Regions from separate parts of the Homo sapiens genome. Here region 2 is linked to region 1. The links are chromatin loops, found by intact Hi-C in ENCODE. Cell type or tissue: heart right ventricle. All regions are shown on one strand. Links, peaks and the distances in the headings refer to the core of each region. The heading gives the core; the rest is flanking DNA. Region 1 has its middle 7.3 kb from the start of SRSF1. Region 2 holds the start of LOC105371840 (a long non-coding RNA gene).

What was found. Hi-C counts contacts between places; a loop is a spot of excess contacts. Peaks named below come from ENCODE experiments on the same cell type or tissue, not always from the same donor. Only the 100,000 strongest peaks of a DNase experiment are listed, where the experiment ranks them.
Region 2: a loop joins it to region 1, with 2.3 times the contacts of the local background. A loop is called at or near these places in 4 of 110 quality-filtered maps.

Annotation. Positions count from the first base shown.
Region 1 is chr17:58,011,851-58,017,226 of GRCh38, reverse strand. No RefSeq gene overlaps it. Among named protein-coding and RNA genes, the nearest start is that of SRSF1, 7.3 kb to the right of the region's middle. In heart right ventricle, for the core only: no CTCF peak of the experiment used is centred there; no DNase peak of the experiment used is centred there.
Region 2 is chr17:58,058,003-58,063,378 of GRCh38, reverse strand. LOC105371840 (a long non-coding RNA gene) reads left to right here and starts at 3,435. Exons shown (of 4, transcript XR_001752951.2): 1 at 3,435-3,731; 2 at 3,821-3,919. In heart right ventricle, for the core only: no CTCF peak of the experiment used is centred there; a DNase peak (open chromatin) is centred at 2,573.

The sequences.
Region 1 (5,376 bases), core at 254-5,253:
GGATTATAGACATGAGCCACTGCACCCAGCCCATAATAGATCATTTTAAGAGCTGTTTCCTGCCAAAGTCATATTCTATTATTATCAGTAACGGGACAATAAAGATGGAAAGAATTAGCCAAAGATGAAACAAAATGAATGAAAGAATGAGGTGGGCAAGTCCTAAAATAAAATTACTAAGACTATATTATTAGATGACTTATTTGGGCTTAAAAGGTGGCCATCTTTTTTTTTTTTTTTTTTTTTTTTTTTTTTTTTTTTTGAGACGGATTCTTGCTCTGTCTCCCAGGCTGGAGTGCAGTGGCGCGATCTTGGCTCACTGCAAGCTCCACCTCCCAGGTTTTACACCATTCTCCTGCCTCAGCTTCCCGAGTAGCTGGGACTACAGGCATGCACCACCTATGCTCAGCTAGTTTTTTTTGTATTTTAGTAGAGACAGGGTTTCACTGTGTCAGCCAGGATGATCTCGAACTCCTGACCTTGTGATCTGCCTCGCCTTGGCCTCCCAAAGCGCTGGGATTACAGGCGTGAGCCACCACGCCTGGCTTGGCCATCTTTATTATACTGTGAAGTAAAAAAACAGGCTGGGCATGGTGGCTCACACCTGTAATCCCAGCACTTTGGGAGGCTGAGGTGGGTGGATCACGAGGTCCGGAGTTCAAGACCAGCCTGGCCAACATGGTGAGACCACCCCCCCCAACCCCATCTCTACTAAAAAAATAAAAAATTAACCAGACAAGGTGGCACACACCTGTAATCTCAGCTACTCAGGAGGCTGAGGCAGGAGAATTGCTTGAACCTGGGATGCGGAGGTTGCAGTGAGCTGAGATTGTGCCATTGCACTCCAGCCTGGGCAACAGAGAGAGACTCCGTCTTAAAAAAATAATAATAAAAATTAAAAAATGAAAAGAAATAAAAAAATCTTTATACCCATTGTGTCTATTCACTGACAGCAACATGATGAAGTTTCCATATAAACAGCATTCTGCTCACCTAACTTCCCAACTTTTTCAAAGAGCAGTCAGTAAATAGTCAATAATATTCATTTTAACAGATAATATACTGGTAATAAAGGGAGTTACAGCAGAAATCTGTCCTCAATATAACTTACTAAGGAAGATGAGACGAATATAAATGAAAATTTAAAATACACGGTTTCTTTCCTTTTCAGAGAATATTTATCCCTGAATCAAGTGGAGCAAGGGAACAGAGAATCTTGCAAGTGAATTGTTTCTGGAAGTAAACTCCTGTACACAGTGGAATCGAGTGGTAATCCCAACCTTTCTAAGTGTCTCTTTACCTAGTAGTAAAAATAAGAATTATGCGCTCAAAAGACAGTAGGGTTGGCACAAAAAATGTTGGAAACAGAGTTTCCAGATTAGGAAAGCCGTATTTCAGTGCAAATTACTCTTGGACTTCCCCCACTCCCAATAATACCTTTGGAGGATTGGTACTGGAGAGAGATTTTTCTAACTGTGGAGATACAGAGGTATTTCTTCCCCCAGTCATTTGGAAAAAAAAAGTTACTGAGTTATAATTTACATACCATACAATTCATCTGCTCTAAGTAGACAATGCCATGATTTTAAATATGTGCACAGTTATGTAACTATCACCACAGGTGGAGTTTTGAGTAGTAAGCAAATCACTGAAAAATTGTGTCTCGTGGCCGGGCGCGGTGGCTCATGCCTGTAATCCCAGCACTTTGGGAGGCCGAGGGGGGTGGATCACGAGGTCAGGAGATTGAGACCATCCTGGCTAACACAGTGAAACCCCGTCTCTACTAAAAATACAAAAAATTAGCCGGGCGTGGTGGCAGGCGCCTGTAGTCCCAGCTACTCGGGAGGTTGAGGCAGGAGAATGGCGTGAACCCGGGAGGCGGAGCTTGCGGTGAGCCAAGATCACGCCACTGCACTCCAGCCTGGGCGACAGAGCGAGACTCCGTCTCAAAAAAAAAAAAAAAAGTGTCTCGTGATTTCAGCTCTTACAGCAGTTAACTCTTTGAATTTCTTTCTTCTCCTACCCCCCAAGTAATCATTTCCAGGGTAAAGTATGGTGCTGACACTAATATGAGGGAACTTCAGGAAGTTTATGGAAAAAATGGAATTAAAAAATAAAAATAAAAACTTTATTTCTCCATATAAGCTCCATCAAGCTCAAGACACTTTCATAAGTAATGATACCAGCCATTTAGTCCATCCCTAAAGAACTTCAGGTCCTGGGAATTTAACCATGTCAATGTACTCTTTTTCACTTTTTAAATTTTTTAAAATTTATTTTGTTTATTTTTTTTAGATGGAGTCTCACTCTGTCGCCCAGGTTGGAGTGTAGTGGTGCAATCTCAGCTCACTGCAACCTCTGCCTCCCGGATTCAAGTGATTCTCCTGTCTCAGCCCCCACGAGTAGCTGATTCCAGGCGCACGCCACCATACCTGGCTAATTTTTCGTATTTTTAGTAGAGACGGGGTTTCACCATGTTGGCCAGGCTGGTCTTGAACTCCTGACCTCAGGTGATCTGCCCACCTTGGCCTCCCAAAGTGCTGGGATTCCAGGCATGAGCCACCGTGCCCAGCCCTTTTTCACATTATTATTAAAAAAAAAAAGGGGTGCCATTTAAACATTTTTAAAGATTAAGAAACAAAAAGATGTCAGAAGGAGTCAAATAAAGACTGCCAGGTGGATGCCTAATGATTTCCCATTAAACCTCTTGCAAAATTGCCCTTGCTTGAGAGGAATGAGCAGGAGCATTGTCATGGTGGGGAACTCTCCAGTGAAGCTTTCCTGGGCAGTTTTTTTTTTTTTTTTTTTTTGCTAAAGTTTTGGCTTTCTCATAATAAGCATATCTGCTTATTCTCATAATAAGCACAAATTATCATTCTTTGGCCCTCCAGAAAGTCAACAAGCAAAATGCCTTGAGCAGCCAAAAAAAACTGGTGCCATGATCTTTGCTCTGGGACTGATCCATTTTTGCTTTGACTGGACCACTTCCACCTCCTAGTATCCATTGTTTTGATTATACTTTGCCTTCAGGATTGTACTGGTAAAACCATGTTTCATGTCCTGTTACAATTCTTCAAAAAAATGCTTCAGGATCTTGATCGCACTTGTTTAAAATCTCCATGGAAAGCTCTGCTCTTGTGTGCAGCTGATCTGGGTGTGCAGTTTTAGTAACCTTTGAGTGGAAAATTTGCTCAGCTTAAATTTTTCAGTTAGAATTGTGTGAGCCAAACCAATTGAGATGTCTATGGTATTGGCTTTGGTTTCTGCTATTAATTGTTGGTCGTCTTTTATGAGAGCATGTGAGAAACAAACTTACCCATCCAAACCCAAAGAATTGTCTCAGAGACCCAGAGAACAGCAAAAGTGAGACTTTTAATGACAGTCTTGCAAGATTGGGTGTCTGATAGACAGGCACACCCAGCACAGTTTTTTTTAAATTAAATTTTATTTTTTTGAGATGGAGTTTTGCTCTTGTCACCCAGGCTGGGGTGCAGTGGCACGATCTTGGCTGACTGCAACCTCCGTCTCCCAGGTTCAAGTGATTTTCCTGCCTCAGCCTCCCAAGTAGCTGGGATTATAGGCACCTGCCACCATGCCCAGATAATTTTTGTATTTTTAGTAGAGATGGAGTTTTGCCATGTTGGCTAGGCTGGTCTCAAACTCCTGACATATGGTGATCCACCCGCCTCAGCCTTCCAAGGTGCTGGGATTACAGGTGTGAGCCACCACACCAGGCCCCAGCATAGTTGTTTTTTTTGAGACGGAGTCTTGTTCTGTCAACCAGGCTGGAGTGCAGTGGCGCAATCTCAGCTCACTGCAACCTCCACCTCCCAGGTTCAAGTGATTCTCCTGCCTCAGCCTCCCGAGCAGCTGGGACTACAGGTGCATGCCACCATGCCCAGCTAATTTTTGTATTTTTAGTAGAGACGGGGTTTCACCACGTTGGCCAGGATGGTCTCTTGACCTCATGATCTGCCTGCCTCAGCCTCCCAAAGTGCTGGGATTACAGGCGTGAGCCACCACACCTGGCCCCCAGCACAGTTTTTTAACAAGCAATTTATCCCCTAGTGTGCAGGTCCCTCCCCTGGTTTCTCACAGGCTGCGTACTATGGGGTCACAATCTTCCCAGACATTGACTATTAATTGTCGGGTAGGGGCTTTAGGGTTTTCTTAGGGTTGTCTTGCTGCATTTTATTGCAGCCCACAATGCATTGCAATCCTAGTTAGGTCAGGGGCAATTCAAGTATTTAACTTATGACCTAAGTAGCTGGGCAGGCTGATAAGAGAAGACAAAATGAGCTATTTTGCAGACTAGTAAACTTTCATCTTATACTAAACTTTTTTGGTTTGGGTGAAGGCAACTAAGGGGGGAAAGAGAAGTGCGGGGGAAGAGGGAGGCTGACAAGCAGGCATCAGCTGTCCAAGTAGGGGTCTAGTATGTTCTGTTTCTTCTGTAGTTTGCTGACCTAAGCCCATGTAAGGCATTTTGTCTTGAAAACGGACCACTGTATTTATTATTGCCTTCAAGCATGACAAGATTAATTTTTTCCTTGCAAATTGATGTGGGTAGTCTGCCACTGCAGGCTTCCTCTTCAACAGTGTCTCATCCCTTTTTTTTTTTTTTTTGAGACGGAGTTTTGCTCTTGTTGCCCAGGCTGGAGTGCAATGGCGCGGTCTCAGCTCACCGCAACCTCCACCTCCCAGGTTCAAGTGATTCTCCTGCCTCACCCTCCCTAGTAGCTGGGATTACAGGCATGTGCCACCACGCCTGGCTAATTTTGTATTTTTAGTAGAGACGGGGTTTCTCCATGTTGGTCAGGCTGGTCTTGAACTCCCGACCTCAGGTGATCCGCCTGCCTCGGCCTCCCAAAGTGCTGGGATTACAGGCGTGAGCCACCGCGCCCAGCATCCCTTCTTAAAGTGAACTCTCCAATTATAAAATACTGATTTCTTTGAGGCATTGTGCCCATAAACTTTTGGTAAAGAATTAATGATTTCACCATTTTTTCACCCAAGGTTCATCATAAATTTGATGTTTGTCCTTGCTTCAATTTTAACAGAATACATGTTGCTCTGATAGGGGCTCTTTTCAAACATATGTCTTATTCTTTTTAGTACCTCAAACTAGATCCTGTTCATACATGTTATAACAAGTTAGTATGAGTTTATTTTGGTGTAAAAAAATTTTGAAATCCATGCATGATTTGTTCATAATACACATTTTCCATGAACTTTTAAAAGTCTCCTCCTGAGATTATTGGATTGAATCAAAAGTATTTAAAAAGTTTCTCTTGGAGGAAGGAACTTTTAATAAACAGTAATAGTGTTAAAAATTAGGTTGCTTCCGACAATGAAGTTGGTAAAGTCCATGCTTAC
Region 2 (5,376 bases), core at 151-5,150, 46 kb before region 1:
TCAGGACCTCTCTTCTACTTTGGTGCCTCAGTTTCCTTTCCACCTCCCTGGCCCAGGCAGAGAGTACTCCCATGCCTAAGGAGTCTTAAGTGCTGCTTGTGTAGTGAGCATCGTAAAGGAATTGTTGGGTTGTGACTGTCCTTTTTGTTCATAATTAAAAAAAAAATTTAGAGATGGGGTCTTGTTATGTTGCCCAGGCCGGCATACAGTGGCTATTCACAGGCACAATCGTGGCATACTGCAGCTTTGACCTCCTGGCCTCATGTGATCCTCCTGCCTCAGCCTCCCTAGTAGTTGAGATTACAGGTGCACACCACCATGCTCAGCTGTTTATAATTATTGACCATCATGTTCTAGCTGATCCCTATGGAGTGAACATTCTTTTAATTAAAAGTTTCTAACTAGAAGATACTGTATCCTTGCTGTGTCTATTCTATAATATTTAGAATATTCCATTTTCTTCTGAGTCCATAGCAGAGTTTTAGCCCCAGCTTCCCAACGCTACCTGATCTCCTGTCATCAGTTCTCGTATGTGATGGAAACAGGGGGGTGACTCTGTAGCCAGCACACCCACAATGCCTCACAGCTTACATAAACAAAACAGTGTTGTTCTGAGATGTCCACACTGCAGTTCCTTTCCCCCACACAAATGCCTGATGTTTCATCGTCCCAGGGAAGAATTCGGGCCTAGGGAGCAGTCAGTAATCTGGGCTCCTGGCTGTGGTTTGGCTATCTCGCAGCTGACAGGAGGTAGCTCTGGCCACGCAGAAAGTGGCACAGGATTCTTTGTCTGGCACCTTAGGGTGGCCAGTAGCACAGTTTAGTGAGCTTGTAAAGCTGGTTACCAATTTGCATGGCTGTATTAATGAACCTTCCAAAACTGAGAACATGTTTATACAATGGATTTCCTACCCTAAAAAGAGTCTATGCGGCCGGGCACAGTGGCTCACGCCTGTAATCCCAGCACTTTGGGAGGCTGAGGCGGGCAGATCACGAGATTAGGAGATCAAGACCTTCCTGGCCAACGTGGTAAAACCCCATCTCTACTAAAAATACAAAAATTAGCTGGGTGCGGTGGCGGACGCCTATAGTCCCAGCTACTTGGGAGGCTGAGGCAGGAGAATGGCGTGAACCTGGGAGGTGGAGGTTGGAGTGAGTCAAGATCGTGCCACTGCACTCCAGCCTGGTGACAGAGAGAGGGACTCCGCCTAAAAAAAAAAAAAAAAGAAAGAGTCTATGCATACAGCACACCAGCCTTCAGTCACCACTCTTACAGCCAGAGTCTTCAAGAAATTATGTGGGCCATGCCTCTCCCTCTGAGTGGCCCCCAAGGCCCAGCCTTACAGTAACTGACCCAGGCTCTCACACAGGGCACTGGGGTCCTGCCCCAGGCTCCGGGCTCTACCCACAGCACAGGCTGGGGCTGATGCTGAGCAAATGGGTTGTGGCTGTCGCCAGAGAGGAACTGGCAGCAGACGCAGCAGACTATGTTTTCTTTGCAGGCTGAGGGTAACTGGAAGAAGCCGAGAATTCCTCTGCTCTGCCTTCGGGAGGAGGGGATGAGAGAAGCAGGGAAGACCAGCAGCAATCTCTCCAAAAGAGAAGTTCCTCCAGCTCCTAGGATGAGCAAGATAGTATAGACAAAAGATGGAAAGAGGACAACCTAGGACCCCAGGGAGTCCCTGGTATAGATATCAGGAGCCTAGGTCCCCTGTCTGGAACTGCTCTAGGGGAGTCATGATAGTAGCTAACATTCATTAAATGTTTGCTCTGTGCCAGGCACCCTGCTCAGAACTCAGTTGCACTGTGAAGACAGTTTCTACAGGGGCTGAGAACATAGGCCTAAGCAACACACCACTAGGTTCAAATCCCCATTGTGGCTACTCATTAGCTCTGTGACACTGAGTAAGCTGCTTACCCCCTCTGTGCCTCAGTTACTTCATTCATAAAATAGGAATACAAATAGTACCCACCTGATAAAGTTTGAGGATTAAATGCTTCACAAACAGAAAGCTTTTAGCACCATGTCTGCCCTGGAGTAAACAGGAAACAAATTTTTGCCGTCACTACTTTATTGAATCCTCACACAAAGCTTTAAAGTAAATGTTCTTAATCTCCGAGGCTCAAAGGATTCAAATACTTGCCCAAGGTCCCAGGTTCGTTTGATTGACAGAGCATGAGTACCCTCCTAAATGCCCCTTGAGGTCTCTATATTTAGGAGGAAGCAGCTTCAGAACTCTAGCTCCCCACCCCAGGTCCATTCCAGTTTAGAAACTCCACAGCCACCTCAACAGCAGGAACAAAGGTGGGTCTCTGTCCTGCCTCTGGGGCCAGGCTGGCTGATGGCTTCAGGCCCAACCAAAAGATCCCTTCCACCCACCCGACTCTAGCAACACCCACATCACCAACCCTGGGCCTCCCACCAGAGCCTCCACCTTCTAGGAAGTCACCCTCCCTCCTGCAAGATGCTGGTGGCTGAGACTGGAGGGACCCTTTCAATTTCAGGATAAACAAACTGTCGTTCTGGCCCAGCCCTCTGCCGGCTTGCTGCTTCCCGCCCCCCTCCATCCGCAGTGCACAGTCGCTCTGTTCTCCTGCCAACTTGGCAGCTCATCGCTGCTGTTACTATCAACACCTCCAAGGGAAAAGGGAGAGGAGTCAGCTCTGATCGCCTGGCGCACTGTGCAGCAAATTCATGTCAGAGCCAGCCTTGGAATGTCTCCCAAGCTCCCAAGGCTCCTGGTGAGGAGGAAAAGGTGGGACTCATGTTGCTGAGGACAGATGGGGCTGGGGAGTGACCCTGGGCCTAATTAGAGCAGCCTCCCAGCAGAGCCACTCACTGGTCCTGGCCAAAGCTGCAAGCCCCCAGGAGCAGGTGGCTCTGATAGAAAGCATTGTAGAAGAACACTCTGGGGGCCTTGTAGATGTGTAGGAGAGAACTTGGGGGGTCTGGGTCTCACCCTAACTCTTGCCAGAGTCCAGGGCAGTTCCCAAGATGGTTGGGACCTCTGGGTCTGTGGCCAGGATCGGGAAAAACAGGTCTTTCCCTGTCCAGTCTGTGAGCTCCTAGAATCTCTGGCCTGTGTCTTCTTTCCTCCATCTTTCTTGGACTCCATGTGTGCAGAGCTCTTGTCTCTCCTGTCGGATTGGATTGAGAGCCCCTAAGGGACCACACTTTCTCTGCCAAATGGAAACGTCCCGCAGGCAGACAACCTTTTCCTATTCCCAACTCCCTCCCCCAGCCTCTTAGGCCCCACCTATTGGCTCCATAAAGCAACTGATGCCCTTCTCTGGCTCCTGATGTGACTCCTGGAGCCCAGCTGGGAAGAACAGAGAACCTGTATCTTCAAGGACCCAGTGTCCCTCCTGGACCATAGCCTGCCCGCAGCACAGGGTCGTGGTCAGTCATCCACCCTGACAGGACCCAGGGGAGTCAGCATGCAGCTCTCCCAGGAGGAATGGCCTCTCTAGGTTTCTCCCTGCTTGTCAAGAGAAGGCCTTTGTTCCCTGCTCTAGGGTTTTTGGTGTCAGCCAAAGTGGTGGTTTCAGGGGAAGCTTCCCAATCCTTGCACCGCTGGCCATCTAGTCTACCCAAGGATGTGGTTGTCAGCTCCCCTCTGGGTGCCGCCAGCCTGTTTCCTTCTCTGTAACACAGGGATAACCTTAGGTACCTCACTGGGTTACAGCCGATGGTGATGAAGACATGAAGATGATGCCTGTGTTCTCCTTGGGTAGGTCCTGGCACTTAGAATCAGTATGTTTTCCTTCCTTCCCTCCTTTTCTTCCTTCTTTACTTCATTCATCTCTCCACTCTCTCCAGGAGCCTTTCTCCCAGATGTGAAACTGATCCTAAGACCCCCTGTAATTTCCTGCTGAAAATCTCCACCAAGAAACACAGCCACAGCCACAGTTCTTCCTGGTAAGAAGCCCCCAGGGCCAGGCAACAAGAAAAGTGAGCTCGTTCAGCAGGCTGGGATGTAAATAAGCCACAAGAGGCTGTGCCATTCTGGGTTGCACCTGTGAGCATCACTCAGCTGAAGCCCCATCAGCGTTTCCATGACAAACTCGTATTTCCGGATGCCTTTCTTCCAGCTTGAAGAGCCTGCCTCGTGGTGAGACTTGACACTGAAAATGCTTCCATATTTTTTTCCCTAAAAAAGCTTGCATGCTCTAAAAATCCACATGTTTATTAGATGTGTTTGCTCTTCATTCTGAGAGTTTTGTTGACATTATATGTGTATAGTATACACCAAGCAGGTAATATTCATGTGGGAAGTTCTGTGGTGGAGAGCCATGTGGCAAATACACAGCTACCACACATCATAACAAGATGTCTCCCTTCCCCAAAATATATCCTGCATCCATTTGTCTGCCTCAAAGCCTGAAATTCCACCACTAGAGATTTGCTACTTTTGCCTTTTTTTTTTGGAAACAGAGTCTTGCTCTGTCACCCAGGCTGGAGTGCAGTGGCACAGTCTCTGCTTACTGCAACCTCGATCTCCCAGGCTCAAGCGATCCTCCCACCTCAGCCTCCTGGGTAGCTGGGCCACAGCTGTGTGCCACCCTGGCTAATTTTTTTTTTTTTTTAATTTTCTGTAGAGACGAGGTCTCCTTATGTTGCCGTGGCTGGTCTTGAACTGCTGGGCTCAAGCTATCCTCCCACCTTGGCCTCCCAAAATGCTGAAATTACAGGTGTGAGCCACCATACCCAGCTGCCCATCTTTTAAGAGTCCACTGTATCAATGCACCAACCCCTGCAAGGGCCAAATTCTAAAAACCTAAATAGTCTTCAGTTTCACTTGGGGTGCTTCCAGAAATGCAAATACCCAGGCCCTGTCCTAGACATCCTGAATCAGAATTTCTAGAACTGGTGTGGAGCCCAAGCATTTTAAAGAAGCAGCCAGGTGATACTGATGGTCAGCCAGGTTTAGACTAATATAGGGCTTAGTGCACCAGGTAAGGAAACAGAATACGTGAATTTCATTTACAGCATCACCATTTACGGAGAGATGGTGAAGAAGGCACTTCACCTCCTGAACCTTGGGGAAAAGTGTGAGACCCAGCTCCCATTGTCTGTATGAAGACCAAATGAGGCAATGTTATGAAAATACTTGTTGGAAACCATCAGACAATGCAAACGTTGTTATTCCATATACATACATGACATGCAGCGTATATGTTCATGTGTATCCAAGTACCTGGATTTCCTACAGAAAGGACATGTCTGACTTTTGTCATTCTTCTTCATCTATGCTCCTGGCTGTCTTCAGTTTCAGATGGACTTTCTCACTTCAGGACACCCCTGAAGTCCTCTCCTCATAGCTTGGCTCTGTCTGATAATTTAAAAAAGATGTTTTCCATCTAATAGGTTTATCC